Regions from separate parts of the Mus musculus genome. Here region 1 is linked to region 2. A link is a contact called in ENCODE Hi-C or POLR2A ChIA-PET data. All regions are on one chromosome and are shown on one strand. The core of a region is the stretch at or near the end of the contact, and the rest is flanking DNA. Distances in the headings are between cores, read along the strand shown.

The links. A loop is a pair of places that touch in the nucleus more often than their neighbours do. ChIA-PET counts read pairs that join two places held with the same protein, here RNA polymerase II (POLR2A).
Region 1: a loop to region 2 is called in a map of T-helper 17 cell, with 2.8 times the contacts of the local background. The contact joins the promoter of Pik3cg here to the promoter of Gdap10 in region 2. A Hi-C loop is called at or near these places in 1 of 37 maps with a recorded cell type or tissue (T-helper 17 cell). POLR2A ChIA-PET finds 5 or more read pairs at or near these places in 1 of 5 experiments (embryonic stem cell).

The regions. Positions count from the first base shown.
Region 1 is chr12:32,206,022-32,210,041 of GRCm38, forward strand. It overlaps Pik3cg (phosphatidylinositol-4,5-bisphosphate 3-kinase catalytic subunit gamma), which reads right to left and starts at 2,638. Exons shown (of 11, transcript NM_001146200.2): 1 at 2,497-2,638.
Region 2 is chr12:32,822,366-32,826,694 of GRCm38, forward strand. Gdap10 (ganglioside-induced differentiation-associated-protein 10) reads left to right here and starts at 1,751. Exons shown (of 1, transcript NR_045032.2): 1 at 1,751-4,329. All of the region lies in intron 1 of Nampt (nicotinamide phosphoribosyltransferase), which reads left to right.

The DNA of each region.
Region 1 (4,020 bases), core at 1,388-3,887, 620 kb before region 2:
TGTCAAGAGACACTGCTTCCTGCACATTCCTGTATGATGGCAGAGAGAAGGTGTGGTGGGCTGATGTGAGCACAAGGCCTGGAGGGACCAAGAAAGATGGAGGCAGCGCTGACTTTAGCAGCGCTGGTCAGAACATGAATCCCTGCCAGCTACTTACTGTTTGAGTGATGTAGCCTACCTAATATCCGAGCCTGATTTTTATATGTAAATTTGATTATTTACAAATAGAAGATGGAGGTAAAAGTTAAATAAGGCAGCGCAGCTTTTTAAAAAACCATGCTGACACCGTTTCTTTAGTTTTGTGTGTGTGTATGTGTGTGTGTGTGTGTGTGTGTGTGTGTGTGTGTGTATGATGTTTTCATTTAATGCACCATGGGCCTGGAGAGATGGCTCAGTGGATAAAAGTGCTTCCTGTACAAACATAAGGTCAGAGTTCATACCCTACCTCCCATATAAGCATTACCATTGTCCCCATGGACCTGTAACCCCAGGGGTGGGTCTCTCTCTCTTTCTGTCTCTGTCTGTCTGTCTCTAACGTTTTCTCTCTGTCTCTGTCTGTCTCTGTCTGTCTGTCTGTCTGTCTCTCTCTCTCTCTGTGTTGGGAGGAGAGCAGAGATGAGAAAACTTACTGGGGCTTGCTGTCTGTCTCCCAGCCTAGCTCCAGGTTCAGTGAGAGACCCAGTCTGAAAGGAATAAGGTGGAGAGAGTCTCCTCTGTCCTCTGCAGGTATACTTGCACACCTGCACACACATATGCTCACACCACACAATATACCGCCCTCACATGTGCACAAAAATATGTTAAACCCTCATCTAGCACAGTGTCTGTCATTTACTGGCTCAAAATGGCAACTGTTTGTAAGTACCCTGAAACTCACAGATGCATAAGACAGTACAGTGGAGGGCAAAGGCTGAGTCCCTAAGGTGCGGTGTGAGACCCTGAACATCACTTTGAGAACAAGCCAATGCCGATGCATTTCCTCTGTTCAGTCTCACACTTCTCTAACCTAGACACCCAATCTTGCTTCATCTTCTCTATTTTCAAACTGTCTGAACCCAGTCTCCCTAGTCAACTTCCTGTCTTCTTTCTTTTCATTTTTTCTTTCTATATAAGAAAGCTAGTCATTCCATTCATAAAACTCAAGTGTAGTAAAACTGGTGAAGATTGTAATCAAAGCCGTGTCCCCACACATACCATTTTGGTCATGGAATGCAGAGCATTCCAGCTATCACTGCTATATTAGGGCAGGGGGAGGTGCTAACATACATGGACTTTACCAATATGAACTTTTAGGTAATTTTAACTGAGCCAGTTGGTTTGGCCTGCCTCTGCTTTAGAGGGGACACAGTAGAAGACGTGATTCCTGCCCTCCCATGACCCGAAACAATAATTCAGTTTCCTTATGTCCTAATATTTTCATCTCCATAGCAGGAATTTACAAATTTGTTCCCATCATATTACCTATATTTAGGTATTTGCCCTCTACAAGGTATTTAAGCATAACTATGAACCCATCAACTAATGACTGAAATGCTCAGAGTTCCAAAACTAAAAAATAATCCATAAAAATGATTCATAAAAATTTTGATTTTAATATTTAACATTGCTACATTGGTACTACATTATATTCTAAACCACATTCAAATATTGAAACAAAATATTTCAGAAAATATCATTTACTCTCTAATTGATGTTAATGAGATCCATAATTAGTTTTTCCTGAAGAACAGTGGAGTGTTAATTATATACCCCAAAGGAGATCTTGATTAAAAGCTATAAAAGACAAGTTACATTGGATCTCAACTTATGTACAATTCTTGGGTTAAACTATTTTAAAAGTCAATTCTCCCTCCTTTTAAAATATAATGAAGCTATACTTAGTAAATAAATGAAACCAACTGTCCCAAACAACTGTTGCTTGGTAGCTTAAAGCATTCACTTTGGTCTTTTGGTATAGTATAGAATAACCAACAAAGAAAAGAACCATAAACTATTTTGATACTGACATGAACTTAAAATAAAACATGTCCAAATTTAAGCATACAAATATAACTCAGTTATCTGCCTCAGTGACAGCAGGAACTCACGCTATATAGCACGATACAAGGTACAGAAGAGAAAAGGCTGACCAAATACTCACTGGGTTTCCTCATGGCTGGGACTAAGTAGCTTTGTCCTCTTACAAAAACACTGTCTGGACAGAATTCCCAAGCAAGCACTTGGTCGACTCTGGAGCCTGTCCGTCACGGGCTCTGTGGCCGCCCCTTTCCGCACAAACAAAAACAGAAAGAACTAGTGCACCTGCAAGCCCTTGCTGGACGGAACTTTGTGGATGTACACAGTCTAAGCGCGCCGAGACAAGGAAACTCAGACGCTCGGGGGTTGGCTCAGCTTGAACCGGCAATGGATCCAGACAAAAAGATTCTAGCTGAGAAGGAAGGTGTTACTGTTCCAAGTCATACCAAGCAAAGAGCAAACAACAGAAAGCAGTCGTACCTGAGGCAGCCCTGGAGGTGATGCGGAGGAGGATCATTTGTTTACTTTAGGAAAAAAAAAAAAAAAACGAATCTAGACCTACCCGGGGCACCTCGTCTCTTCCTCTTTTCTGGGGCTCCCTTCATATCCAGATGCAGAGGAAGTGTTGCAGTTACCAGGAAGGAAGTTTTAACCAAGTTGATTATACATGTGATTGCTCATTTTAAAAGTGTCAGAAATGCATTTCCTGCTGAAGCACACACAGAGCAGAGCGGAACAGAGAACGGTGTTTGCCTTACTATTTCTCTCACTCTTTGAATTAACTCTTCAAAGATTGTGAGAGACTCAGACAAACCAAAAATATACCCAAGGCATAAACAAATGAAGCGTGTGTGTAGCTAGCAATAAGTAGAAGAAAGGGCTGCGTAGCCACAGTATTGGATTGCTTGTAGTGAAATCTATTTCCCTTTGAGAATTCGAATAAGCCCTAGTGTGTGTGTGTGTGTGTGTGTGTGTGTGTGTGTGTTGTAACTGTGGACTGTTGGGCTCAGTCTGGATGCTTGCAAGAGCAAAGCCTGGGAACTCACTTCCTTACATTGGTGAGACCTCCCCCTGCCTCCCTTCTAGACCATTCAAGTCTCAAAATATCACAAACTGAAAGTCCTGCAGCATGCAATGTGTGTGCCTGTTGCTGATATGCTGAGTGTGTGTGTGTGTGTGTGTGTGTGTGTGTGTGAAAATGAATTAGTCAGACAAAACAGGAGGACATTGCTCTCCTGGCGACATTAGGGAGCTAGAAACTGCCTGCTCCAGGCAGGTAATCACTGAGAGATGGCTTCCAGTTTCCACAGGCTTGGAGAACAGGGAGGAGGCAGGCTCTGAATTCTTCTTAAAGCAGTCCTATATTTTCCAAGTAACCTCAATTCCTTCTACAACCCTAAGCATAGCCAGTCGTCCCCTGTTCCAGGGGTCTCTATACCAGGGCTTATTCTCCCCCACTAGGCTGTCAAGGATTCCAGCTGGAACAGCAAGAAGGATAGAGGAGCCTCACACAGCCCTCCGAAGCACAGCCTCATGAGTTTCTTTGAGCTTCGTGGATATTGAGATAGAGTCTCTGACCTGTTCTATTTCCTCTCACACAGTCCTTGTGATGGTTCGTACAGATTGTAAACGTGACAGGATCTGGAATCTAAGAGACAAATCTCTGTGCATCCCTATAAGCCTGTCTCTAGACTGGCTTAGGTGAAGTATATAAAGGTCCACTCTAAACATGGGAGCTGCAGTTCTGGATGGGAGAAAGCCAGAGAACGGCAGGCCCTGTTCATCTGCTTCCTGATGGCAGATGCAATGTTAGCAGCTGCTCTATGATCCTGCCGGCATGACTTTCCTGCCACGATGCACTGTACCCTCAAATTGGGAACCAAAATAACTCCCGTTCTGCCTTAAATTGCTTCTGTTGGATGCTTTGTCACAGCAACAAGGAAAACAGTACATAAAAGATAAAGTCCTTTGGGTCTTAGCTTTAAAATAGTGGTTTAAGAGTCA
Region 2 (4,329 bases), core at 501-3,000:
GCAAGTCCTGCTTAGCTGAGGGAATTTTATTTGCATATAATAAATTTTATTCCTGACCGGTGGTCTCAGGGGGCTAATATTAAAGTATTTATCCTTCTTGTCTTTTTAATCCTAGGTAGAGAGGTAGCAAGAGTGCTAAGCACGATATTACAAGTAATGAAAATTCTTTCATTTGGCAATTATATATTCTTGTCAGATCTCAAAAATTCGTGGCTGTTTAGAAGAGAGTGGCTGGAGGATGAAGAGATTCTTCTAAAATTAAAGGGAAATGGTTTCCTAAACTACACAGCAGAGAAGGCGGTGGCCAAGCATATAGCAACATGTGGGATACATTTTCACAGTGTCCTTAAGAAAGGGCAGGACACTCGGGGCTAGTGCAGGGGCATTTGAAGCACACTTCCATTTCTGGGATCTCGTATTTCATTGTGTGTAATAAGGACCTGAGAACACAGGCAGATGCAGCTCTTCAGTTTCATCTTGAGTTTATTTTCCAAATAAAAAGGGCCTGCTCTTACGGCTTCAATCATTTATATTTTCAGAATTGCTTAGGGCACATCTCCTACCCAGCTTTAGTGACATTGCACTAACCCAGCTAGGGAGAATGGGTGTGAGCCACTCCAGCCATTTCGGTGGTTGGATTGCATTCGGGACTTTCCTGTAAAGGAGACGTGGTTTTTCCTTTGAACTTACCTCTGGGATAATCAGAAATAACCAGAAAGCAGTCAAAGATGATTTTCTTTTGGATTCCACAAAACTGTATACTTTTTTTCCTGAATAAGCGCCTACAGCAGAGAATAGTTTTAACATTTTTTTCAACATTTTATCTCTAGCAGATTAGCAGAAGACACTGTCATTGTGCTATGGCTGGAAAAGACAGAATACACAAAAGTAGTCCTTCAGCAGTGTTCAGGTCTCATCACCCCACTGAGAGATGTGCCGCCAGGGTAGCTTGCTTCTCAGAGGCTTCCTAGGCCTCGACGTAGGGCCCAGCACTCTGCCGTCATTCCTTTATACGGAGTGAAGGAACCCAGAGGGAACAACATGGCGTTACAATCCAGGGTGGAGAAAGGTTGGTTTTAGGGACGCTTCCAAGAGCTGCCTAACTTCCTTGTGGCAATGAAACCGGCAGACATTGTGTTCGCCAATGGCTGAGGAACACAGGAAGTTGAGAATTATTGCAGAAGAGATTTGGAGAGATGAGAATCATATGACCAGGTTGGTTCTGACTGGAACTTCCAATCTTTTCCTCTCACTGGTTCCCATTTTTTGTAATCTCCTCTTCCGTGCTTCTGAGTAAACACTACAGGCTTGGGACATGGGTCCATGGCACCAGCACTTACCACTGAGGAGGGGCAGTGCTAGGACTCAGCGTTTTGGTCTTTTGTTGTTGTTTTTTTTTTTTTCTCCTGTCCTTAAAACACATGCATGTAGCAGTCATTGACATACCTCTGTAGACCTAGCACCCTTGGTTACATAGGAAGTATGGGGTAGCCTGGGCTATATGAGACCTTGTCCTAAGGAAGAGGGTGATATTTTAAATATATTTCTCCAAGTAAGTTTTATAAGTTGTAGGGGAAACTTGGACAGTTGAAATAAGACAGTAAAGCTGGCAACATCAGGTAAAGAAAGGTGCTTGCTCTCAGGCGGGGACCCAAATGGTGGAAGGAGAGAACCAACTCCTACAAGCAGTTTATGCTTCAGAGCTGAATTGCAACAAATTATCTTCTGTGGCAGCAAATTTCCAGGGCTTCACAAATTTTAAAAACTCCTGGGAAGCAGATAACTTTTGCTTTTTTCCCCCATATATTGCATTAGCTGTAGTGAAGCAGGGTGTCAGCCAGGATGGGGATAGTAGAGCCTACTCTGCTGTAGGTGTTGCCCATATGATGGAACTTGTTCTGTGGCATTGAATATGTTAGCCCATTGCATTTTAAACTTTGGCTCTTAATTATTTCTTACCAGTTAAAAATACAAGTGTAACTGAAGAAGTGGGCAAGTGAGTACCAGTTGCCTTTGGTGATATGATATCAGTTTATGAGGAAAGATCTTGAGAAAGTATCTCAGGTCAACCTATGGAATACCTTAAAGGAGCAACTAGAGAAAATTACACCTAATTTCCTGTCTTAGTCAGAGTTCAGTTGCTGTGAAGAGACTCTGTGACTGTGGCAACTCTCCGAAAACATTTAATTGGGGTAGCTTACAGTTCAGAGATTCAGTCCATTATCATGGTGGGAAGCATGGCAGCCTGCAGGCCGACTTGGTGCTGGAAGAGCTAGGCTTGATTCAAAGGCCGAAGAAGGAGAATTGGGTGGCCTGCACCCACAGTGAACACATTTCCTCCACTAAGACCTCACCTACTCCAACAAGGTTACGCTTCCTAATAGTCCCGCTCCGGCTGACCAGGCATTTAAATGAGCCTTAGGGGGCCATTCTTATTCAAACCAGCACATTCCCCTGTAGGATTCTGCTTACATTAAGTGTGCCTTTATCCTCAGGCCCCACTGTTCTAGTGGCGCAAGGGTAGAAACACTTGGGGATGGAGTGTAGTCATGTAGTTGCTTGGCTAACAGCCTAACAGCCTGCTTTGGAGAAAGCTCCCTGTGTTAAAACATGGAACTAGAACCTCTTTATTCTAGACATCGAAAGTTATTGTCTAGCACCTAATCTTTTAGAAGCGTGTAGGAACTTCTTTTTTTCCTAGCTAAAAAAGAAAACTAACAATAGATATGTTGCCTCCATGCATGTCTGTGTGCCACATGTGTCCCAGGTCCCTCTAAATTCCTTGGACCTGGATCGACAGAGAGTTGTGGGCTCCCAGGTGGGTGCTGGGAACTGAAGTCCAGTTCTTAATCGCTGAGCCATCTCTCCAGGCCCTGAGACAGCTCACCTTTTCATCAGAAAAGCAGGTGCAGTGAAGGTCTGTTAAAGGCTATATTCACAGGCTCCTGTGTTCCTCACAGAGCTGTTAGCCACCGAGGACCCTGCCAGTTCAAGGAACGATTACTAGTAAGGTTGCCTGGGAATGTGAAGAATTTTCTATTTCTCATAGAATCATTTTATCTAGCAATAGAAATTAAGGCAGTGGACAAATTAACAGGAGTCAAGATCTTCCTTTTCATACACTTAACTGAGCACACGAAACTGATTTAGTGTTGCTTCATGTTGAAGACTGGGCTCTTGATCTTCCCACTTATCCCTCCCATAGTCTTCATTGACTCAATAAACGAACCCTTTATTTGAAAAGAAGCTGAAGTAGGGTTTGAAACATACCTGTGGTTGGTCTGTTACTCACTAGGTAGCCCAGGCTGGCCTTCCAGCTCAAGGTAACCTTCCTGCCTTCCCTGAGTGCTGGCATTTCAGGTGTGTGCCACTACTCCTGGTAAATGGCACCATTGTTAACCCAGTTGCTCAACCAAACTCTAGGAGGTATCCGTGATGTCTCTTTGCTCTCCACATCCAGCTCTAACCCTTCTTTACCTCCAGAAACACTGGGTAGGTCTTTTCCTTATCTGACTTGTGGGCGGTAACTTCTGAATTCCTGACTCTGCTTTGAGCATCCAGTAATCCATGTTTCTCTTTCTGTCTGCAGGACTGATTGTTTTATGCTGGTGTGTGTGTGTGTGTGTGTGTGTGTGTGTGTGTGTGTGTGTGTGTGTGTGAGAGAGAGAGAGAGAGACAGACAGACAGACAGACAGACAGACTTTCAGCTGTGCCATCTATCTTCCCCCAACCCCAGACTGGGAAATTGTGAGGAGGGCTAGGAGTTGTAGCTCAGTGTTAGAGCATGTTCTTACCATATGTAAGAGCCTAGATTCAATTTTCAGCATTAAAAAAAATTCGAATCAGGTTACAGTTACCCTGGCTTAAGACATAGAGGCTTCCATTGCAGTTAATACACAATGGGAGCTCCTTCTCAACCCCTGTGCCTGTGCCTGCGTCTGATCTCTTACCTACAGTTCCAAGGACCAGCAACACAGGCCGTTGTTCTGTACTGTCCCTTAGGCCGAAGAGTTTCCTGTCTTGTCATTGTCTTGTCATTTGAGTCTTGTTCACATGTCATCACCTTGGAGAAATTTCCCTAGGTCCCTTCTGTTCTCTCCTCAACTTTTCATAGCATCCGTCTTAATCTGTAGTTGCTTGGTCTGAGTATTGTTTTTCTCTGATTAGCACTGTGAGAACCAGGACTATGTCAGCCTGTTTTCCTCCCTTGGTGTCTGAAACCGTAAGGCCTGGCACGTAGAACAAACAGGTTGTGAGCTTGTGAATGAACTGACTAGTTAAGGATGAAGCTCACTCACCACTTTAGCTGGAAGTAACGAGGGCAGCAAA